2 separate regions of the Homo sapiens genome follow, and region 1 is linked to region 2. A link is an interaction called in ENCODE POLR2A ChIA-PET data of the cell type or tissue named here. Cell type or tissue: Panc1. All regions are shown on one strand. Each heading gives the region's core, and the rest is flanking DNA. Links, peaks and the distances in the headings are about the cores only.

Region 1 (12,232 bases), core at 1,551-5,550, 200 kb after region 2:
GATACATTTTGCTCAGACAGAAATATAAATATTTTAAGTCATAACTGTAGCAAGCATGTGACTGTGTGCAAGAGAAAAACTTACAGTATAAAATGCAAATAGTTAACCATCAATTTTACATTGTTTGGCCTCAACATGGATATTACAATATCAATTACAAAATGTATTAATTTTCTGACTAAAAATAGCATGGAATCAGTTCCCTTGATACTCTTATTCTAAGAAAATGCAGTAAGAATGATTAATAACAAAAGGACACGCAACCTAAAAATCATTTTAAATTACAAGCTCTATGCTGAGGAATATATTATGCAAATAGTTACCAATAACAGGGGAGTTAGTCCTAACCAGTTATCGCCAGCAATTGCTAACTATAATATTACCTTTAATTACACAAAAGACAATAATATATATTGGGAGAAGTAGTTTTACAAATTGAAAGGACAAAATTAAATCAGAGACGTTAACATAGCTAATAAAAATTATCAAGGTTTTAGTAAGCTAAAATAACTCATGTGTTGCTAAAGACCAATTAGCTATAAAAATACTAATTTACTGTAGGTAATTAAATAATGAACTCACCTAGAATTTGTTTATCATCTCTAGACCTCCATCTCTTTGAGAAGGCAATAGGTATTACAAATTATTTAATTAAGTCAAAACTAAGGATAAATACTAAGATTGTGGTAAGCATAGTTCATTGATTTTTATAAAGAATTTAAAATTCCTCTTAAAGGCAGGAGAAATGTCTAGTAAGTATTTTCATGGAGAAGGCAAACGACTTGCAAGCATCATGTTTCAAAATCTTAGAAATGGAAGAACACTTGCTTACTCAAAAAAATTAAAAAACCAAATATTTCCATTTTGATATTTATTTAATAGAGATGGGGTCTTGTTACGTTGCCTGGGCTGAAGTGCAGTGGCTGTTCTTAAGTGTGATCATAGTGCGCTGCAGCCTCGAACTCCTAGATTCAAGCGATCCTCCTGCTTCTGAGTAGCTGAGATTACAGATGCCTGCCCCCACACCTGGCCCAGTATTTTCATTTTCAGTTGAATCTGGCAAGACTATAATTTACCTACAATGCCATCCTAACAGAAACACTAGGATGTACCATCTGACACTCTAAAGGTTCTAGAAGAGATGCTAAAAACTGAAATGCAATAGAAAATTTTGATGCAAAACAAGTATTTTCAGCACACAGAAAATGATTTTAAGTACATAGAATTAAAATAATCTCCACTGTTAAGTGTTTATCATCAGAGTGAATTTGGCATCTTTTTGTTAATAATTTATAGGGATTCTTTTAAAGTTAGAATTGATGAGGTAGAACAAATTTCTTACATTTAAAATACTGATATTAAACTTTTAAAAATGATCCTTCAAATACTACTGCTTTTTGCAGAATATTTCCGTACTATGGGGTCTTAGAATCGTTACCTCCCTTCAATTTCTTCAAATTAACAAACAGAGATGGGGATAATAAAACACAGCCAGGATATGTAGTTTTCATTCAATTTTAAAATATACATTCTTCATCTTTCCTTCAGAATGGAGAAAACAGAGTGCATCTGGAAGCTGGGTATAAAAATGAGCAGCAGACAGAGAAAAGGCCAAGAAATAGGACCAAGAAACAGAGAATCTTTCTCTCACTGAACATTGTTAAGCACATCACATCTTAAGCACTACAGATAATTAAGTCAGTGGATGAAATTCTTTCCTCTATGAAATAAGAAATTAATTATAGCTTGTTCCACAGATGCCACTTACATAGCTTTATAAGTGTGATGGGCAGTCCTTTTTGGGAGGAAAGTTTTAGTTAAAAGGTGGCCAATTGTAATTAATTAAGAGTATATGATAAAGGACTAGGCCAGGCATGGTGGCTCACTTGAGGTGGATCACTTGAGGCCAGGAGTTTGAGACCAGCCTAGCCAACATGGTGGCACACACCTGTAGTAGTACCCACTACTCAGGAGGCTGAGGCACCAGAATTGCTTGACCCTGGGAGGCAGAGGTTGCAGTGAGCTGAGATCGTGCCACTGCACTCCAGCCTGGGCGACAGAGTTAAGACTCTGTCTCAAAAAAAAAAAAAAAAAAAAAGATAAACGATTAAAAATGCAATCGATCAGGCATTTATTGAGTGCTTGCTATGTGCTTGGCTTTTTAAGGTACTGACCTAAATATTAATGAGATGAGATTTTTTACTCATACCAACGGCCTTTAAACTTAATGCAAATTTACTATGATGGCTGGTTGGGTACTTGCTTATGGAGGAACAGAGCAGAATTGATAGCTGTAAGATCAATAAAACTTTCTTATCTGAAATCAAGATGGGTCTTTGTACAATGAAACTTTATATAGAAGAGTTTGCTCATTATACAAGAGTACAGTCAGATGGCAAAGTATCCTACTTTTCTGAAAGCCTTTGTGGTGGGCATTTGACACTTCCATTCCAAAGTCAGGGGACTCTGTTTGAGGGTTACAGATTCGGGGTCCCTTCTAGAAACTGACCACGGGCCTTGAGCTGCACAGTAACTTCCCTTAGAACAGCTTCTTCTGCCTGCCTTATTGAGTCATCATGTGAAGTATTAGAAAAGGAAAACCATCTTATACAGTTTTGATTTCACGATACTAATACAGATTTTAATGGGCTAACTCTTTCCTACTGCTATCGGTGGCGGGGGGCACACTATATTTTCTTTTTCTTTTTTTTTTTTTTTTTGAGACAGGGTCTCCTGTTGTCCAGGATGGAGTGTGGTGGTGCAACCACAGCTCACTGCAGCCTTCACCTCCCTGGGCTCTGGTGATCCTCCTGCCTCAGCCTCTTGAGTAGCCGGGACTAGAGGCGTGTGCCACTATGCCCAGCTAATTTTTGTATTTTTTGTAGAGACGTGGGTCTCACTAGGTTGCCCAGGTTGTTCTCAAACTCCAGGGTTCAAGCAACCCACCTGGCTCAGCCTCCCAAAGTGCTGGGATTACAGGCGTGAGCCACTGTGTCCGGCCTCACACTGTATTTTCAACTGTCTTCATCATTTATCTATTTTGAATTGAAGGTACCTAAAGCTAAGGCCTTTGCATGTGGGGTTCACACGTCTCACGCCACGGACTTGCACTGAGAAGCATCTCTTCCTACTTCCGTAGCAGGCTCCCAACTCCCCAGTCCTTGCTGAAGTCCAGCCCCACTTACCAAACCCCTCAAACACAGGAAAGCAAAAACAACCCAGCCAAATCCAAACCCAAGAAAAATCCCACATCCACAAAAAGCACAGATCACTCAGATAATTTCTCTTTTAGTAACTACTGCATAGTGCTTAAAATAGAATTACTTCTGGCTGCAGAGGTCAATGGGATCTATTTCCGAAGTTATGTGAAAACAGCTGAGCTGTAACAGGATCTTGCTGATTCACTCCATCTGCAGGTGACTGTCTTTTGGTGTAGTTTTTATACTAAAGAATGATAAACTTCCTAGGACAGGAGTCTGGAAGGAAGGCCACTGCTCTCTGGCTTCTGCTGCTAATGAGACTTATAGAAACAATACACGTCTCATCTTTTTAGGTAGAAGCTTCCTAAATCTAATTTTTTCCAAGTTTTAGTTTAGTGAATTGGAGATATGCCTCTTCCATGATTAATGCACACAACCTCTGGTTTTATATTTTATAAGATGATAATTGTTTCAGAAAACTAAGTTTTAAAGCAAATATCACCAGATTAAGTACCCACATGCAAAGTAAAGTGTGCCTCTGGCTAGAGCCTTTGCCGACTTGTAGGAGCCCACAGTGGTCACCACCAGCACAGCTGGAATCCCTGCTATGGCTGAGATACATCTCTGAAGAGCTGCAAATAGGCAGCAAAATGAACACACAACAAATTCTAGACTAAGATCAGTATTAGCAGTATACTGCCTGCCAGTTTTCTGATTGGCATATGTAATGATATTTTACTTCTAGCCATTGTTGGAAGACACAGTAAGATGTCACTACCCCACTGCTGCTGGTTTAGCTTGGATCAACTGTATAATGGCCTTCATATTTGACTCTAAAATTATCTACATTTCAGTGAAATCTGAGTTCAGAGATGAAATCCCTGGAAGTTCTTCTTCAATCTCATTGTTAGATTCAGAGCCAACTATGAGGCTCCATTACTCACTAAATGGTTTTGTTAATTAATATTCAATGTTCTCTTGTGTGTCTGCAAGTTGGTTTTTAAGTGTCCCAGAATATTATGTCTGAGTATGCGAGGTAATCATGTTGCTGAGTATTTTTAGGATCTGCTTTCATTCCCTTAGAACACACATAAATGCTATGTTTGCACTTTCTCCCTTTCTGCCACATCCCACTAACTGGTAAAACAGCAGACTGATTTTATGACGACTTAATAGCTTTGTATGCACAGCAGAGCGCAAGGTAGCAGGTCCTGCAATTCTGGCTCGCACCAGAGACTGAGTAATTGAGGCAATGTTCGAGGAGTGTCAAGTGCGGCCTCTGGAGCCCTTCTCAGGCAGCCTACAATTTCTGATAAAAAGGCAGGCACAGGGATATTTCTCTGGACTAATACTGTTGTTTTATCTCCAGAATGAACCTGAACCAGGTCCAGACAATCCAGTTTAGGAAGCTATACTGCATTTCCTAAAATACTACCAGTTTTCCTCAGGCTCACAGAAAACTAATTAATATCAACAAGCATAGGACAAAAATGATTGTACTGTAGCATTCGTTCCTTTAAAACAACACACACACACACACAAAAATGTAATTCAGAAATCATATTTTATAAGACAGGAGAGATCAATACCCTTAAGTGGTAATGATCCACAACTTAAAACCCAAACTCTGACATAAGTGAAAATTCTATAAATTCAGCATAGGTCAACCTATGCTGAATAAAACCTAAAAACACCAACTTTAAAAATAGCAGAAACTTCATGAAGTAGTCACAAGTGGAAGGCTTTTGTCTGGGAATCCCAGTAGCTATGGAAAGCTGCGCAGGCATTCAAGCCAGTGGGCAGCACGGCCCAGCAGGTGCTGAGACTGCTGCTGCCCTTGCTGACCCTGACTGCCCAGATGGCACAGTCCCCAGAGAGGAGGGCAAGGGGCTGCCACCGGGGGTAATGCCACTCCTGCATGCTGTCACCTCTATGAAGGGAACTGGTGTGGAACTGTTACTTCTACAGGCTCAAATAATAGCTTGGTCTAACAAGTTTGGAGAGTGAAAGGCTATGATTACTTGTAATTCTTAAGGGTGATGAACTTTGCTCTCACTGCAAAAGAAGGCTTGGTTCATGTCTGAGAGTTAAACATCACAGGTAATACAGGGCAGGAATAATACTCAGTGTAGCCACTTTATGCCAGTGGTAGAAAAAGAGATTAATGTTATAAATGAAAAAAATGAACAAATAACCCCATATGTTGTACAATATACTAAACTTAACATACTTTCAGCATGTGAGCACACTTCCACATGGAAAAAAATTTGTGTAACTTTTTATTTGTCTCTTTTAATTGGTAAAACTAGATTTGCAACTGCTCCTATAGTATTGCTACACCTACAAAGAGCACACGCATGCACAGGCTGCAAAAGTTGCAGGGGAGAACAGAGTACAGAAACACTCTGTTAAGGTGTAGCAGTTACAGCACATTTTTCTTCTTTATATTTGGTGATAATATGTGCAATTTGTTTAAAAAAATCTATAAATATTTTTCATATAAAAGAGAATTATTTTGGCCCTTTTAACTGAACAAGAATGCCTTTCTCAGCATGAAGCTCCCATGTTTTGGCTACTAAAAACAAGTTAAAAGTAGTTTCTGGGCCAGGCGTGGTGGCTCACGCCTGTAATTCCAGCACTTTGCGGGGTCGAGGCTGGCTGATCACAAGGTCAGGAGACCGAGACCATCCTGGCTAACATGATGAAACCCCGTCTCTACTAAAAATACAAAAAAAATTAGCCGAGCGTGGTGGCGGGCACCTGTAGTCCTAGCTACTCGGGAGGCTGAGGCACGAGAATGGCGTGAACCTGGGAGGCGGAGCTTGCAGTGAGCTGAGATTGTGCCACTGCACTCTAGCCTGGGCAACAGAGCAAGACTCTGTCTCAAAAAAAAAAAAAAGTAGTTTCTGGGCCGGCCATGGTGGTTCATGCCTGTAATCCCAGCACTTTGGGAGGCTGAGGTGGGTGGATCACTTGAGGTCAGGAGTTCCAGACCAGCCTGGCCAACATGGTGAAACCCCATCTCTACTAAAAATACAAAAATTAGCCAGGCATGGTGGTGATCGCCTGTAATCCCAGCTACTTGGGAGGCTGAGGCAGGAGAATCGCTTGAACCCGGGAGGTGGAAGTTGCAGTAAGACGAGATTGTGTCACTGCACTCTAGCCCAGGCAACAGAGTAAGACTCTGCCTCAAGAAAAAAAAAAAAAAGTAGTTTCTGGCCAGGCATGGTGGCTCACACCTATGATCCCAACACTTTGGGAGGCCAAAGTGAGAGGATGGCTTGAGGCCAGGAGTTTGAGACCAGCCTGGGCAACATAGCAAGACTCTGTCTCTAAAAGAAAAAGTTTCTAAGGATCACGTATCAAAGGGGAGAGATCCCCCAACAAATGCAATGTGGTTCTAACCTCTGTAGGGTGTCATGGATGTAATATTTTAGAAATGTCAGCAGGTCATGGTATATATTACACATCTGAGACTTCACCATCTCCCTCCCACATATGTACCCTTGGAAAGCTACTTAATCTCCTAGGTCTCATTTGTAAAATGAGGCCCAAGGAGCTGTAAAAATCCAATGAGGTGATCCATAAAAATGCTCCATACATGACTGCCAACCATGGCCAGACCACATTTATTGCACGACTCCAGTGCCAGGCATAGGGCCCTCTGTAGCCTGAACTCTTCCAGGAGTTGGCATTCAAATTGGGACTATCCACTAAGGGTGGATGGGACACACAAGCCAATTTAAAATAGTCATGGGCTGCATAATGACGGTTTGGTCAACTGACTGCGTACAGGACAATGGTCCCCTAAGATTATATATAATGGAGCTGAAAAATTCCCATCACCTAGTGACGCCATACCCATCATAATGTAGCGGAATGCATTCCCCACGTGTTTGTGGTGATGCTCGTGTAAACAAACCTACTGTGCGGCCAGTCACAGCAAGGTCTAGCACACACAACTGATGATGCTGATACAAGACTATGTTACCAGTTTATGTCTTTACTGTACTTCCTGTTATTGGATCTCCAATGGGACAACGTGTGGAGGTGGACAACAGTGATACTGAAGATCCCGGCCCTGTGTAGGCCTAGGCTAACGTGTGCGTTTGTGTCTTAGTTATCAAAAAAGTTTAAAAGGTACAAAAAAAAAGCTCATAGAATAAGAATATAAAAAATACTTTTGTGAAGCTGTACAATGTGTGTTTTAAGCTAAGTGTTACTGAAGAAAGTATCTTTTAATCTTTTAATAAATGTAGTGTGGCCTAAGCGTACAGTGTTCACCAAGTCTACAGCAGTCTACAGTGGTGCGCAGTACTCTGCAGTGGTGTACAGTGCTGAACTCTACTTTGCAGTGGTGTACAGTAGTCCGCAGTGGTGTATGGTAGCGTACAGTAGTCCGCAGTGGTGTATGGTAGCGTACAGTAGTCCGCAGTGGTGTATGGTAGCATACAGTAGTCCGCAGTGGTGTATGGTAGCGTACAGTAGTCTGCAGTGGTGTATGGTAGTGTACAGTAGTCTGCAGTGGTGTATGGTAGCGTACAGTAGTCTGCAGTGGTGTATAGTAGTGTACAGTAGTCTGCAGTAATGTATAGTAGTGTACAGTAGTCCACAGTAGTCTCCAGTAGTGTACAGTAGTCTGTAGTAGTCTGCAGTGGTGTATAGTAGTCTACAGTAGTCTGCAGTAGTCTCCAGTAGCGTACAGTAGTCTGCAGTGGTGTGCAGTAGTCTGCAGTGGTGTATACTAGTCTACAGTAGTCTGCAGTGGTGTATAGTAGTCTACAGTAGTCTGCAGTGGTGCGCAGTAGTCCACAGTGATGTACAGTGCTCTGCAGTGGTATACAGTGGTGAACTCTACTTTGCAGTGGTGTACAGTAGTCTGCAGTGGCGTGCAGTAGTCTGCAGTAGTATACAGTAGTCTGCAGTGGTTTACAGTAGTCTGCAGTGGTGTATAGTAGTGCACAGTACTCTGCAGTAGTCTCCAGTAGTGTACAGTAGTCTGCAGTGGTGTGCGTAGTCTGCAGTAGTGTGCAGTAGTCTGCAGTGGTGTGCGTAGTCTGCAGTAGTGTGCAGTAGTGTCCCAAGCCTTCACATTCACTCACCACTAACTCACTGACTCACCCACAGCCACTTCCAGTCCTGCAAGCTCCACTCATGGTAAGTGCCCTATACAGGTGCACCATTTTAAATATTTTATACCATATTTTAATGTCCCCTTTTCATGTTTAGATATATAAATACTTACCATCGTCCTACAACTGCCTACAGTATTCAGTACAGTAATATGCTGTGCAGGTTTGTAGCCTAGGAGCAACAGGCTGTACCGTATAGCCTAGGTGAGCAGGAGGCTATGCCATCTAGGTTTATGTAACTATACTTTATAATGTTAACACAATGCTGAAATTGTCTGATGACACATTTCTTAGAATGTATCACCATTGTTAAGCTATGCATGACTGTATTAATTCTGTTCCTGGAGCTTTTTTGTTTGTTTGTTTAAAGAAATGGGGTCTCGTTATGTTGCCCAGGCAGGCTTTGAACTCCTGGGCTCAAGCCATCCTTCCACCTCAGCCTCCCAAGTAGCTGGGATTACAGGTGGGGGCTCTCAGATCACTTTCTGCATACCTTTACTATAATGCTAATTAAACTCTATTAAATTTGATATTACTAGCCTGTCCCACTAGACTATTCCTTACTTAGGAATAATCTTATTTTTCTTTCTTTCTTTTTTTTTTTTTGAGACAGAGTTTCGCTCTGTCGCCCAGGCTGGAGTGCAATGGCCCCATCTCAGCTCACTGCAACCTCCGCCTCCTGGGTTCAAATGATTCTCCTGCCTTCACCTCCTGAGTAGCTGGGATTAGAGACATGCGCCACCATGCCCGGCTAATTTTGTATTTTTAGTAGAGATGGGGTTTCACCTTGTTGGTCAGGCTGGTCTCGAACTCCTGACCTCAGATGATCTGCCCGCCTTGGCCTCCCAAAGTACTGGGATTACAGGCATGAGCCACCACGCCCGACCTAATCTTATTTTTCAAATCCCTTCATTTTCCTTCTTCCTGCTTCTCCTTATCCCCCCAAGTACTTTATAAAATGTAAGGGCCTAGAAATATTAGTCATATATTAGTAAACAATTGGAATCACAAATTCAAGTACTCCAAGGAACCAGTCAGTTAACGTAAACAGGCCCAGCGTAAGAACAGCAGCGCAAGCTTGATGATGCTCAGTGGCTACTGATCAAAAGCCTCAGTGTTGGGAACCGTCAGGGGTCGGGGGGCAACGTGACATGGTATGGAGAAAATGCACAGGCCCTTATGAAGGCAAGTGGCTCTGACTGACTGCTGCCATGTGAATCCAATGTCAGACTTTTCAGGTTTCCAAAGGAAGCCAGAAATCTGGAATTTAATATAAAACATTTGCATTAAAAAAATGCCAATTCACAGAAAAAATGTGGGCCAAAAAGGCACATTTGTGGGACTAGGTGCAGCCCACGGACCACTGATTTTTGACCTCTGGTTTAGTGACACTGATGCGTTAGCTGGAGGCTAAAACTGTCTTGAGGATCCATAAAGGATTCCTGATGTGGCAGCCTCAGAGAGGTACACAAGTGAACCACCAAGAAGTCTACGAGGAGGCTGGAGGGCCCAGCTGGTGGGCCAGGGGAGGTCCTGTAGGGCAGTCATAATTGAATTAATGCAGCAGGCAGGACATTCTCCTGTTGAACGCTTATGACAAAAACCAAAAAGGTGCCCAAATGCCCAGGCTGCCCTACACAAGATGGTGATTCCCCAACTCCAGTGGCCCCCGCATGCAGACCTTCTGGGCTTACTGTTTCCTCCCTGCACCATCACTGCCCAACACTACGTATATACTTTAATTCGTGTGTTGTTTGCCACCCTCACTAGATCTAGACCCCTCCATGGCAGGGTTTTGACTGTTTTGCTTCCTGCAGTTTCCCCAGCTACTAGAGTACAGCCTAGTACATGGCAGGTCCCAATAAATTCACTGTGTATGGTGATCTCTGGGCCCTGACATTGCCCAGCAACCCTCCAGGGGCCCCAGTCAAGTCAGTTCTCTGTTCCTGTCCTCTACATGGGCTAATGCATGCTCCCTCTCTACTCGTGCTGCTGCTCCTAGCCAGCCCTCCTCCACTCTGGGCTAGTATTCACACTCCCAGAGAGAAAAGAACCCCAGAAGGTGGCCTTGGCCCTCTGGCCATGACAGCCTGGCCCACCTGTGCAGCGCTCTTTCCTGCTCCTTGCTTCACGAGATGGATGAAGTGCCCTTGTCCTGCTGGACACAGGGATCTCTTCCCTCTTCATTCATTCTCATCTCCACTTGTTCCTTTCTAACAGCTCTGAAACATGCTCACGACTTTGCCACCTTAAAATCTCTCTACTCTGGACCTTGCCCCTCTGGCTGAGAACTGGTCTTCCGTATCTGGGACCTTTTATTGTCCTCACTGGACACTTGGAGCTCTGTGCCTCCTGCTGTGCTCATGGGCATGTCAGTGAACTGACACAGTCATCTGCCAACTTGCCCAAGTTCTGAACCATGTCTATCCTATCTTCTTTGCTCCTGTATCCAAATGGTTACGAAATCTTGGAATCATGCACTGTCATTGCTTTCAAATCCATCATCTCCACCCCAGGCCACCACCGCCACCACCAAAACATTCGCTTGATGTTCTACTGAGTGTGCTTAATATATTTTTTTCTTGAATAGAAAACCACCAGAGGATCCTACTTTGCTCTCACTGGATAATCTTTAGATACAATATTGCACGGTGATAGGGAACTTAAATTATTTTAATGCTATTTGCTATAAAAAACACTACTCGGAGTATTCATGAATATATAATGAGAATAAGCTTTTTTTTTTTTTTTTTTACTTGTAAAGAAACATGAAATACCTTTCCTACCTGGACCAAGCAACGGTGATCGATTCAGCTGAGTACCGGCCTGGTGCGGGGGCGGCGTCTCGACCCTGTGTGTGGTGTTGCTCGTGGTAGTGGTGGTGGTGGTGGTGGTATTGGTCGTGGTACTGCTCTGGATGACCGGGTTGTTTCTATCCCACATGTTTACAGTTTTATTGTTATAGTTGCTTGGGTCCCCCCAAGCTGAGGTACCATCATCAATTTCCATTTTGCGGCGAATGGACGGTGGAGAGGGTTCTTCCCAGCCAGTTGCTTCACTGCTGTCCTTCTGTTTGACCGGTACCGGCCCCCCGATCCACCCTGTTCCTGTCTGTTTCACAGAAGCAGCTCCTCCCCAGTTACTCACATTGTTGTCTTGGGGTTTGCTAGCCCAGTTCTGTTGGGGGCCAGGTTTTAAAGTCTCCCCCCAGTTTGTACCTGGATTGGCCTTTGTATTTGTGCTGTTGCCCCAGCCACTGTTCCCAGATCTCGTGGTGTCATTCCAACCAGACCCTGACCTATTACTGTCAGCATCCCATCCAGATCCATTTTTTTTCCCATCCCCCAAGTGTCCAAGGACAGACGATGAATCTGCCCAATCTCCCCCTCCTGCACTCCAGGCTGGATTTGATCTTTGTCCATCTCCCCAGTGTTGGGATTTGGGCTTTGGAGGCTCACCCCAGGTGGGTGACTTGTCCTCCTGATTTGCGGCCCCACTCCAAGCATGGCCACTCTTGGCAGCAGCAGCAGTACTAACAGCAGTAGAGCTTATCGAGTCCCCCCAAACCCCCGGGCCACTTGGCGCTTTGTTGTTGCTGTCTCCCCAACCTGTGTTTGCTGGCACAGCGGCAGGTGGCGCGTTGACCCACCCAGATACTGAAGAGGTATTTGTACTGTTCATGATGGACCCATCGTTCTTCCCCCCTGAGTTTGAAGCCTGAGTAGCTGCACAACCCCAGGCCTCTGTCCCATTGTCATTTTTCCTTTCAGACCTAGGGGATTCTTCAAATTCCCAGGCAGTGTTTTGCTTTACAGGAGTCTGTCCCCAACCAGTATTAGACAGAACTCTTGGGTCAAGATCATTCCTTGGCAACTGGATGTGCCCTTGGTCTATAATCCC
Region 2 (12,232 bases), core at 4,623-8,622:
GGCTAACAGGGTAGCAGCTGCAGCCAGGCCGGGAAGGGTCTCGTGTCCCAGCGACTGCGGGCAGGGGGTCACTCTAGAAGGGGTGAGCTGCGCTGTGGGCCCCAGCTAGGCCTCCTCTGTGCCAAGGGGGCCCCTAGGTCAGAGCTAGCTTCACTGCTCCGCTCCAGCTTCCTGGAGTTGCTCAAGTCACTCGCTGGGGCCTTCAAGGACAGGGCAGCTTGTCTTGCCCCCGTCCACCCTCTCCTCTCCAGCCTGGGGCCCGCATTGCCGGCTCTCACTCCCGTCTCCCCCAAACAACAGACACCAGCATGCGCAGGGTTAACTCCCCGAGGCTCCAAGACCGCGCAGAGTGGGGGGTGGGGGGCCGGGCGTGCCTGTCGGGAAGTATGGATTTCTGCAGTGGTTTTACTGGAAAAGCTGTAGCTGAAGGTGGGAGGGGGTCACCATGGCAACTTCTGGCTGTGGGAACAGGTTGGCTAGTGGGAACCCATTGTTCCAGGGGCCCAAGGGGGCCCAGCAGGCCCTGGGGGACCCCACACTTGCCTCCGAGGGGTCCTCACCCACTCGGAGAGCTACGGAGACCCTCCTCAATCTGGAATTACCAACCTCCCCGCCTCCCTTCCCGTCCTCCCTCCTGTAACATCTCCCCTGGGCTGGGCCCCTGACTCAGCTGCCCTGCCCCCCACTGAAGTGCCCCTCGCACCCGAGCTGTTAATCGAAGCGCCAATTACCAGGCGGAGGCCCAGGAGGTCCAGGGAATCTCCCTCTTGGAAGAGCTTTTCCTGTGGAGCGAGCCTGACTTCAAAGCCTGGGGTGAATTCAGGGATGCCATAAACGAAGCTCCCCGACCCCAACACAACTCAACGGAGGGAGCCCAGGATTCTGGCGGCAGGGGGTGGGCAGGGTGGGCAAGAGCTCACCCCAACCCTGCCCCAATAGGGAAGATTCCAATCAAAGCAACAAATTCTAGGAAGTCCTCCCCACCCCACCACAAACCTGCACAGCCCTCCCTGCAAGGGAAATCAGGGTAAGGGGAGGCGGCCCGGAAGGGACAGGAGGTTCCCGGGTGCCCCTCCAAATCCCAATGCCCCCCTGTCTGCTCTCTGCCCGGGAAGACTCAGTGGCTGGGATCAGCCCTGCCCAGCGTCCCACAACACTGCGAGTGCCCTGGACTAAACCTCCCGTAGGGACCCCCTGCAATGCCTTGCTGAAGCCTCCGAAGCTGATTCAGCCCCGGCCCCGGAGGGCCTACTGGGTGCAGGGTGCACGGGATCGGGGATCAGGCCAAGGGAACGCGGGGCACTTGAGAGCAGACACGGCGGGCTCCTAGACCCTTCAGGCTCAGGTTCCTCCCAGGTCCTGCAGGGCTCCCGGCTGGCCTTGGGGCCCTCCTGCAAACCCGGGAAGCGCAGAGTGGGGGGCTGGGAGGGTCCCGGAGGATGTGTGTGTGTGTGGCCCGAAGGCACTTCCAGGAATCTCCAGTGGCACTGCCCAAAAGGCCCTGGCCAGGCAGGGATGGTTGCGGGGCAGTGAGGGGAGCCACGCCCCCTGCTGTTTTTCCTTTCTTTTGGGATGCTGCCCCAAAAGAAAGACCACCCGCCCGCCCCCCACCTGGGCACCTCCCTGCTCTGCTGGAGGTCCTCAGATCTGTGACTCGTCTCACTCTGGTTTCCTCGTCTAAAAATGGGCCCGATAAGCCCACTTCCAGGGGGTGGTGGACGCCGAATGAGATCAGGTGATACGCGGGAAGTTAATAGGTGACGGATTCCAAGGTCACGCTGCTTCCTCCTCCTTCACCCCCACCAGAAAAGGGCAATGGCCCTCCTTAAGTCCTGGGTTGCTGCTGAGAGATGCGGCTCCCTACCTTCCCTCCAGTCCACCAGGGTCCTGCGGGGCAGGGGAGACATCGGCATAGGCCAGAACCCAGAAAGGCGCGGTAGGCCTACCCAGGCCAAACACCCAGGTGCGATTTTGCAGCATTGGGCAGGGCCTGAAAGAGTTAACTTGACCATCGTTAACCAGGGTCTTTCCTTCCTCTGGGTCATCCAGCTGATTTGGAGGACACTCCAACTTCTGGGGCCTCCCTGTGCTCCCATAATATCCCTGCCCTGCCCCCGCACCCACTGCCTGCACACTCGGATCTGCCGAATCCCGATAAAACATTTGGGGGAGATAAGTGCTGCATATTAATAATTAAGACCACATGCATATTCGCCAACAAAAGAAAAGTTTCAAACCCCCATTCCGGGAACAGCTGCCCGTGTGGGGCCCGGCAGGGCTGTGGAGGCCCACCCCACAGACTCTCTCTTCTAGGAGGACCAGCCAGGGGCTCCTCTCCAAGCCAGTGCCTCCCCCAGCACCAGGGGGCCTGGCCTCCAGAGTGGGCAGGGGGAGTGTGTCAGGGGCGCTGAGCCCAGAGTGGAATGGGGAACGCCAGCACCACCGTGGAGTGGTCCTCACACACCCACAGAGCCCAAACCACCAGGCAGGGTCCCCCAACCCCAACACCAGGCAGGCTCTAGCCACCCTGTCGGTTCCCAATAAGCCATTTATTGAATAAAGATTGAATCCAAAACTCCAGGTTCCAGGGGAGTGTGATTCCTGAGCTCTGGCTGAGGGTAGCCGGGCCGGAAGAACACCCAGAGGGAGTAGCTATCCTCCATGCCCTTCTCCTCTGCAGCACGGGTTGGCGCAAGCTCACCCTGGGCTAAAGGAAGGCTTGCCCTGCCATGCCCCTGCTCAAGGACCTGCCAGGGCTCCCTATGGGCGTTAGTATCTGATCCCATCCCTCTGCCTGGCTTTCAAGGTCCTCTGTCCCACGGGGCCATCCCCGGAGGTCAGACAGGCCTCCTGCTCACACCATGCTCCATGCCCTCCCTGGAGCTGTTCTGTACTGGCCTCCCCACAACTCCCCACCACCCCCACCCTGCCTGGTCATCCCACTAGGTTCACGTCTCGCCTTTAGAAGCAAGCCCCTCTCCACCCTCTGCTATCCGTTTCCTCATCCACGTTTCTCCAGTTATTTCCTGAATGCTCATTATGCCCTAAGCCCCCTGCTAGGGATCCTGAGAATGAAAGACTCAGGTCTTGCCCTCCATGAGCCTGAAACCCAGTGAGGGACGCTGGCCGACGACAAAGGCAACTGTGAGATAAGCCAGGTGCCAAGGAAAAAGGGAGAAGAGGGTGTGTGTCTTGGCAGAGGGGTAGGGCTATCATGCAAGGCTTCCTGGAGGAAGAGAGAGGCTGAAAAACAGCTGGAATTCTTCCAAGTGCAGAAGAGGAGGAGGCTGGACAGTGCCTGGAGGCCCTGCCAGCACTGCCCCTGGCTGACTCCACACACACCTGGGAGGACCAGCCAGGGGCTCCTCCCCAAGCTAGTGCCTCCCCACAGCCAGGGTGGGTCCTACAGGGAGGCAGAGACCTTAGCGGCGCGGGTTCCAATCCTGGCTTTACTGCTCACCACCAAGGTTCCCTTCCTCCCTAATCTGTTTCCTCCCCAGCAAAATGGGATCATGGTCCCAGGCGTCCATTCGAGGTCCTCTCCCCTTGGCAGGAGACGAAGGACACTGAACCCAGCACTCAGCATGGGCTGGCAAACCTAATCAGTGCCCATGGATTATGTTTGCCATCCACTGACTGGTGGACGGATTGAGGACCTTGGAGTTATCTTCCTGAATCTTCCCTCCTTGATGGCAACTCACCTCCGCTCACCAAGGGGTCCAGGAAGGCACCTGACTCTCAGGACCGCTGGCGTCTTGTATGTGTCAATCACCCAACAGACCAGGAATGCATGGCAGTACACACCGCCTCTGCTCCTGCCAGGGCCCTGGCAGGAGCGTGACAAATATTTGTTGTGGAATTAGGTTCTTAAGCGATGACGCTCTGCCCAGGGATCCCAGGGCAGCTCGGCAAGTGGGCGTGCCTCAGCAGGTGCCAGTTGTCCTTCTGTTCCCAGGAAGGGGCTCTTGGGTTCCTAATCAGACGGCACATGGCCGGGAGCAGTGGCTCACGCCTGTAATCCCAGCACTTTGGGAGGCCGAGGCGGGCGGATCACCTGAGGTCAGGAGTTCGAGAGGAACCTGTCCAACATAGAGAAACCCCATCTCTACTGAAAATACAAAATTAGCCAGGCGTGGTGGTGTGTGGCTGTAATTCCAGCTACTCGAGACGCTGAGGCAGGAGAATCACTTCCACCCAGGAGGCAGAGGCTGCAGTGAGCCAACATTGCGCTATCGCACTCCAGCCTGGGCAACAAGAGCAAAACTCTGTCTCAGAAAACAAAACAAAACAAAACAAAACAGAAGACCCAGCCAGGGTCTTGTCTCTGCTTCCAGCGGGGGCAAGCGCTCACCACAGAGAGGCCTGAACCCCATGCGTGCCTACATCACCTCTCGGTCTCCAGGCCCGCCCATGCTACTCATTAAACTAGGCCTTTCTGTTGCAGCCTGTCCTGCAGGTCCCCAAATGTGGGACCTTCCTTCATCCTGCCATCCTAGACCTTGGAATCAGCAGGTGGGTGGCCAAGGACAGAAATTATAAGACCTAGAGCCAGATGCGGTGGCACACGCCTACCGTCCCAGCTACCCTAGAGGCTGAGGCAGGAGGATCTCTTGAGCCCAGGAGTTCGAGGATGCAGTGAGCTTTAGCTTGGGTTACAAAGCAAGACTCCATCTCCAAAAAAATAAATAAATAAATAAAAAGTAATTAAAGAAACAATAAGACCTAGGAGAAAGTGACCTTCAAACCTTCACACTATTTTGATCGTGCACCCTTACCAACAAAAATGATATATGCATAGTTATTTTTAGATTACAAGTTTCCATGACCGCATGAATACATTACTTGCATTATAAAACATTCACGAAAGATAGGCATTTAAAAAGAGCGAGATTTAAATGCTAAGTATAACATTCTCCTCCCTGCCCCAGGGGGGTCATCCTGCATATCCCATTCTAGAGGCCAATGTCAGCAGGACAGCCCTCCCTTCCCCAGCTAGGATGGAGCCCCTCCCCTATGATCCATCCCCCAGCCTCAAGTTCCAACCTTCCTTCTTCCCAAAGACCCCTGCAAACTCTGCCACTATGAAGACCATACTTTTCCTCGTTTCCTGATCCCAGATGTTTTTTTTTTTTTTTTTTTTTGAGACAGAGTCTCGCTCTGTCACCCAGGCTGGAGTGCAGTGGTGAGATCTCGGCTCACTGCAAGCTCTGCCTCCCGGGTTCACGCCATTCTCCTGCCTCAGCCTTCTGAGTAGCTGGGACTACAGGCGCCTGCCACCACGCCCGGCTAATTTTTTGTATTTTTAGTAGAGACAGGGTTTCACCATGTTAGCCAGGGTGGTCTCGAACTCCTGACCTCAAGTGATCCGCCTGCCTCGGCCTCCCAAAGTGCTGGAATTACAGGTGTGAGCCACCATGCCGGGTCTGTCTCAGTTGTTCTATCATCAGCTGGGGAGCCATGCCTGGGGTGCCCAGGGTGCCTCTAACAAGGGCCATCTCTCATCCTCTGCAGGGCCAGCCTGGGAGAGAAATTCATCTGGCTTATGGCACAGGGACAGAAGCAGGCCGGCTGAGGACAAGGTAACAGAAGGGCTAGGGCTTTTAGAAGACAAAGCTTCCTTCACGGATGCAGAAGGAGAATGCTGTTTCTCTGCGCTGGGCAACCTGGGTTTGAATCCCATCTCTGGGATAAGTGTGCAGGGCGCACAGCAGGTGTTCGGCACACAGAGCCCTTACTGAAGATACTGCTCAACAAGGCAGGGTCTGCCTGGCGCTGGCTTCAGGCCCTTGGCAGGGGCTGGGCAGCCACTCTTGCCCATGCCCTGGTGGCCCCGAGATGCCAGCACTCCTCTGGGTGGTTGGGGAACCCACCCAGGGTGGAGGAGGTGGGCAAGGCCTGGGATTCCACATCTCCAGGGCAGCAGACCCCACGGTCTCCAGGGATCTTGTCTGTGCCCAAACTCCTGAGACTTCCCTGTCCTTTCCCACAAGGGCCCTGGCTCTGGTGGCTGCAGAAGTGGGAGGAGGGGATGTGGGGGAGTCTGGGGAAGGCCACCTTCCATGACGCTCTGCCAAGCCAGGAGGAGCGAAGGAATAACCTGGTCCCCGTGCTGGACCCTGGACTCCAGGAAGCAGAGCCCACAGCCGGCTCAGCCTTGGGTCCCCTGCCTCTGTGGAGCTGGCCCTACCCCAGATGGCCACTGTGCCTGAGGCCCGGCATCTGACCCTCTGTCCTCCCTGCCGAGGGGCCAGAACAGAGGCCCCGGCAACAGGCAAGGCGCAGTGCACGGAGCTGACCCCGTGCCTCGGTCCAGGCCTAGCAACAGGAAGTGAGAGGCCAATGCCGGTAAACGAGATCCGAAAGATTAGAGGCCTCGCTGCCGCCCCAAGTTAGAGGACAAGTTCCTGGAAGGAGGAGGAAGCTGCCGCAGTAAATAACGCCAGACCCCAGCGTCCCAGCTGTCAGCAGCCAGTGCGGCCGCAGGCTGGTAGGCCCAGGAGGGAGCAGGTGGGGGCAGAAGGCACAAGGGGGTGCCCTGGTCTCAGCCCAAGCTGGGGACACCTGGAAGGCAGTAGAGGGGTTCCTGAGGGTCCCCCCAGCCCAATCCCTAAGTCCCCATTCCCCTGTCCACACACACCACAGCTTGCAACCGTATCTAAAGACAGAAGCGGGGCCGGGTGCAGCGGCTCACACCTGTCATCCCAGCACTTTGAAAGGCCAAGGCGGGTGGATTACTTGAGAGCAGGAGTTCAAGACCAGCCTGGCCAACATGGTGAAATCCCCTCTCTATTAAACACAAAAATTAGCTGCGTGTGGTGGTCGGTGCCTGTAATCTCAGCTACTGGGGAGGCTGAGGCAGAGAATCGCTTGAACCTGGGAGGTGGAGGTTGCAGTGAGCTGAGATCGCACCACTGTACTCCAGCCTGGGCAACAGAGCATGACTCCATCTCAAAAAAAAAAAAAAAAAAAAAGAAGAAGAAAAAGAAAGAAAAGAAAAAGAAAAGCCAGCCAGCTGCAGTGGCTCATGCCTGTAATCCCAGCACTTTGGGAGGCCAAGTTGGGAGGACTGCTTGAGGACAAGAGTTTGAGACCAGCCTGGACAACATAGCAAGACCTCATGTCTGCAAATAAAATAAAATAGCCAGGCATGGTGGTATGTCCCTGCTACTCTGGAGGCTGAGGCCGGAGGACTGCTTGAGCCCAGGAGGTTGAGGCTACAGTGAGCTATGATCATACCACTGCACTCCAACCTGAGCAAAAGAGTCAGACCTTGTCTCAAACAATAACAACAAAAAAAGACAAACCACAGCACGGGGGAAATTTTTTTTTTTTTTTTTTTTTTTGACAGAGTCTCACTCTGTCACCCAGGCTGGAGTGCAGTAGCTCGATGTCAGCTCACTGCAGCCTCCACCTCCTGGGTTCAAGCAATTCTCCTGCCTCAGCCTCCCCAGTAGCTGGGATTACAGGCATGTGCCACCACGCCTGGCTAATTTCTGTATTTTGAGTAGAGACAGGGTTTCACCACGTTGGCCAGGCTGGTATCGAACTCCTGACCTCCAGTGATCCCCGTCCCTTGGCCTCCCAAAGTGCTGGGATTATAGGCGAGAGCCACCGCAGCTGTACTGTGGGGAAATTTTTTTTTTTTTTTTTTTGAGATGGAGTCTCGCACTGTTGCCCGGGCTGGAGCGCAATGGCTCGATCTCTGCTCACTGCAACCTCTGACTCTTGGGTTCATGTGATTCTCCTGCCTCAGTCTCCCAAGTAGCTGGGATTACAGGCACATACCACCATACCCAGATAATCTTTTGTATTTTTGGTAGATATGGGGTTTCACTATGTTGACCAGACTGGTCTCGAACTGCTGACCTTGTGATCCGCCCGCCTTGGACTCTCAAAGTGCTGGGATTGAAGGCATGAGCCACTGCACCCAGCCCTGGGGTGAAATCTTTGCAACGCACAGAACCCGCAAGGATCAGTATGCTTGCACATACCAACCAGCCTGACCAGTCAATGAGAAAAGACCAGAACATGCTCTTCACAAAGAGGAATTCAAACGGCTAAAACATAAGAAAAGGGGCTGGGCGCGGTGGCTCACGCCTGTAATCCCAGCACTTTGGGAGGCCAAGACGGGTGTATCACGAGGTCAGGAGATCGAGACCATCCTGGCTAACACGGTGAAACCCCGTCTCTACTAAAAATACAAGAAAAATTAGCCGGGCATGGTGGCGGGCGCCTGTGGTCCCAGCTACTCGGGAGGCTGAGGCAGGAGAATGGTGTGAACTTGGGAGGCGGAGCTTGCAGTGAGCCGAGATCGCGCCACTGCACTCCAGCCTGGGCGATAGAGCGAGACTCCGTCTCAAAAAATAAATAAATAAATAAATAAATAATAAAAGGTACTCTCCTTTAGCAGTTAACAGAAAGAGCAGGGCCCAGTGTGGTGGCTCATGCCTATAATCCCAGCACCTTGGGAGGCTGATGGGGGTGGATTGCTTAAGCCCAGGAGTTCAGGCTGCAATGAGCTATGATTGCACCACTGCACTGCAGCCTGGGTGACAGAGCAAGACTCAGTTTCTTCAAAAAAAAAAAAAAAAAAAAAAAAGAGGCCAGGCACGGTGGCTCATGCCTGTAATCCCACCACTTTGGAAGGCCGAGGCAGGCAGATCACCTGAGGTCAAGAGTTCAAGACCAGCCTGGCTAACATGGTGAAACCCCCATCTACTAAAAATACAAAAATTAACCAGGCGTGGTGGTGGGCACCTGTAATCCCAGCTACTCGGGAGGCTGAGGCAGGAGAATCGCTTGAACCCGGGAGACAGAGGTTGCAGTGAGCCGAGATTGCGTCACTGCACTCCAGCCTGGGTGACAGAGTGAGATTCCATCAAAGAAAAAAAAAAAAAAAAGATCAGATTAAAATTGCCAGGAGATATCACCACATATCACAAGGACAGCTAAGATGAAGAAGTCTGATAACACTAGTGTTACCGAGATGGAGAAGTGTGGGAAAGTGGGGGAGGAGGGCATTTCCAGCACTTTGGGAAAGGATTTGGCACACCTAGTAAAGCTGCAGATGAGAGACCCCAGAATCAGCAGCCCCACCGCCAGGCGTCCGCCCTCCCGAAGCAGGCACCTGTGCCCCAGCAGACAGGAATAAGAATGCCCACCAGCACCACCGTACATGGCCAGTCTGGAAACAAAATCCCAAATGTCCCTAAACAGGTAGAATGGAGAAATAAACTATGCTCTAGGGACCCAGTGGAAAAGTACCTGGCAGCAGAGAATAAATGACAGCCACAGCACGGGTGACTCTTGCAAACAGCCTAATGAAGCCAGACATAAAAGGAGACACCCTGATTCGACTTCTGTAAAGTTCACACACAGGCCACACTCAACACTCAACTGCTATTAAGGGATACATCTACGGTGGCAAAATCATAAAGAAAAGCAAGTCCTGGTCATAAAAGTCAGGCCAGGCCAGGCCTGGTGGCTCACATCTGTGATCCCAGAGATTTGGGAGGCAGAGGTGGGAGGACCGCTTGAGTCCAGGAGTTCGAAACCAGCCTGGGTAACATAGTTAGACTCCATCTCAAATCTGTCTATCTATCATCTATCTATCTATCTATCTATGTGTGTGTGTATATATATGTGTATATATATGTATACATATATGTGTATGTATATGTATATGTGTATATATATATGAAGAAGAATGTCAGGGCAGCAGTAACTTCTGCAGAGGGAAGGGTTGTAAATAGGAAGGAAGCTTCTGGAATCCTGGCCATGGTCTATTTCTTTTGTGTGTGTGTGTGTTTGTGTTTGTGTGTATGTGTGTGTGTGAGACACAGTCTTGCTCTGTCGCCCAGGCTGGAGTGCAATGGCACGATCTCGGCTCACTGCAACCTCTGCCTCCCGAGTTCAAGTGATTCTCCTGCCTCAGCCTCCCGAGTAGCTGGGATTCCAAGCGCCCACCACCATGCCTGGGTAATTTTTTGTATTTTTGGTAGAGACGGGGTTTCTCCATGTTGGCCAGGCTGGTCTCGAACTCCTGACTTCAGGTGATCCACCCGCCTTGGCCTCCCAAAGCCCTGGGGTTACAGGCGTGAGCCACCACGCCCCACCATGGACTATTTATTGGTCTGAGTGGCTATGGCACGGGAGTTTATTTTATATGTATTTATTCATAACACTGTACAAATATGCTTCATGAGCATTTCTGTATGCGTGGTAAATTTCTTAATTTTTTAAACAAGCAAGTGTATTTGAGCGCCCATTGTGTTGGGCACTGGGGATGGGCCATGCCGAGCTCCCGCTAGCCCACGGTGAGCTGATGGAGTGCAGGTGAACATCCTGTGGCTTCCTGTTGAAGTCATGCACAGGGTCTCCCCAGCTCTGTAGCCCCCCTGCTCTGCACCTGGCTGGGGAACAGCCCTCACGCCCCCCTCACTCCACCCCCCATTCTCTCCCGGTCTCGCACCCTCATGGCACCTCACTCTGGATTTCCGGAGATGGTGCTGAAGGCGAACCTGGAGAGGGACATCTTTCCCACTAGGGGGTCCCAGTTGGGGAAGTGCAGGGGCTTGGAGGAGCTCCCTCCCTTCCCCTTCCCACCCTCCCAACAGCACACATGACCTTGACACCCAGTGGCCCCCACGTGGGCCAAGTGCATGCCCACCATGGGCCCAGCCAGGCCCCCAGGCCCAGCGCCCTGTCCTTTGCCACCCAGTCCCCCAGGCTGGGAATGATGATGGCAGTGCCGACAACTCCCCTCTGGATCCCAAGCTATCGGGGCTGGGCTTAGGCTAGGGCGCTATAGATCCTGCAGGCTCAGGGCCAAGAGGATGGGATGGAAAGGACATTTCCCCCCCCCCACCCCCCCCACCTGTTTACCAGGACCCAGGGCCGCTATCTCCAGCTGCGATCTGCTGCCTCCCTTTATCTCAGCGGGGCCAGCCCTGGGTTCCCAGCAGCAGCCTCCCCGGCGCGCACTTCCTGCCAGCAGCCCAGCGTTACAGGAATCCGCACACTGAACTCAGCATGTGAGTGTGTGCCCACACCCCAGCGCCTGCGCCTGGGCGGGTGCCAGGGAGCCGGGGGCGCCGTGAAAGGCAGCCCACCTGGGGCTTATGTCGCAAGGCCCCCTCCAGCCAGCCCAGTGGCCTCCCACTGCTCAGGGGAGCCGCAAATCTCTCAAGAAGGCCAGGGAGGGGGCTGTCTTCAGGACCCCCAGACCTGACTCTGAGAGGCTGAGGCCAGGCCAGCCCCTGTTCCTCTGGAATCCTCGCCATGTCCTTCTGCACAGGGGTCTCACACCCTGGGGGGTGTGCACACTTCTGCCTGGGGGGTCCCAGGGGCAGGGGATGGCGAACCACATGTCCCTCCATTGTCAGTCACCTGGCTGGTGTTTACTGAGTCCTGTGGTCCTGGCACTGGGCTAGGCATGCAGGACACACCAAAGGAGGAGGGCGTCTGGGCCCTGCAGGCACAGGGCATCAGCCACACGGAGAAGTCAGAGGAGTAAACAGGCAGCTGTGACCCGTGCGCAGTGGGAAGAAAAGGTGCTATAGGCAGCACAGGAGGAGGGCTACCTCCATCCCCCACTGGGCTGGGCCAGGAGGGCTTCATGGAGAATGAGGCGTCTCAGCTAAGATCTGAAGACTTAGAAGGTGGTGACCAGGGATGCGTGCCGACGGTTGGGGGTTTTCCAGACAGAATGCAGGTGCAGAGGTCTCGGGGTGAAAGAGAGGCCAGCGCATTCGGGAACAGAAGTGTTGCAAGCCAGAGTGTGGGGCGGGGAGGCGTCTGGGAGGCAGAAGGGCTGGATCCCACAGAGGCCAGGGAGGAAGCCCCGCCGAGGGGCCCCACTGCACCCACGGACAGAGGAGCTCAGAAGTTTGGGAAGGGCTGGGCTGCAGGGGTCAGTCCTGGGGGGCAGGGGCTCAGGAGAGAAGGGAGCAGCTGGCATGTGGGGGTGGGGCCAGCCTGCGTTGGGGCAGGAGATGACCCCAGGACCTCCAGTGATGGTGACCCTTCTAGTGAGAATGTCAAGAAGAACTGCAGAGAGGGGAGGGAAGAGGGTCAGTGCTGGGACAGGGGTGGGGGCAAGTAGAGTTGGCTCCACAGAGGGCTTTGGGCTTCTCATCCCAGCCTGGGAACTGCGGCCCGTCCCCAGCTTACCAGCAAGACAACTCAGATCTCAGTTGCAGCCAGGGTCACACACACACACGTGCGCACACAC

What was found. ChIA-PET counts read pairs that join two places held together with the same protein. Peaks named below come from ENCODE experiments on the same cell type or tissue, not always from the same donor. Only the 100,000 strongest peaks of a DNase experiment are listed, where the experiment ranks them.
Region 1: POLR2A ChIA-PET joins it to region 2 with 6 read pairs; 4 of 35 experiments call an interaction of 5 or more read pairs at or near these places.

The regions. Positions count from the first base shown.
Region 1 is chr17:78,050,335-78,062,566 of GRCh38, reverse strand. TNRC6C (trinucleotide repeat containing adaptor 6C) reads right to left here. Exons shown (of 23, transcript NM_001142640.2): 5 at 11,119-12,232. Among named protein-coding and RNA genes, the nearest start is that of TMC6, 72 kb to the left of the region's middle. In Panc1, for the core only: no CTCF peak of the experiment used is centred there; no DNase peak of the experiment used is centred there.
Region 2 is chr17:78,257,502-78,269,733 of GRCh38, reverse strand. LINC01993 (long intergenic non-protein coding RNA 1993) reads left to right here. Exons shown (of 7, transcript NR_073178.1): 5 at 3,501-3,757; 6 at 5,512-6,487; 7 at 7,821-8,385. Among named protein-coding and RNA genes, the nearest start is that of LINC01993, 15 kb to the left of the region's middle. RefSeq lists enhancers at 1,045-1,770, 1,771-2,494, 10,489-10,658, 10,204-11,068, 11,391-11,710 and 1 more, a silencer at 10,931-10,980 and a cis regulatory region at 10,631-11,219. In Panc1, for the core only: no CTCF peak of the experiment used is centred there; no DNase peak of the experiment used is centred there; H3K27ac peaks cover 587 bases.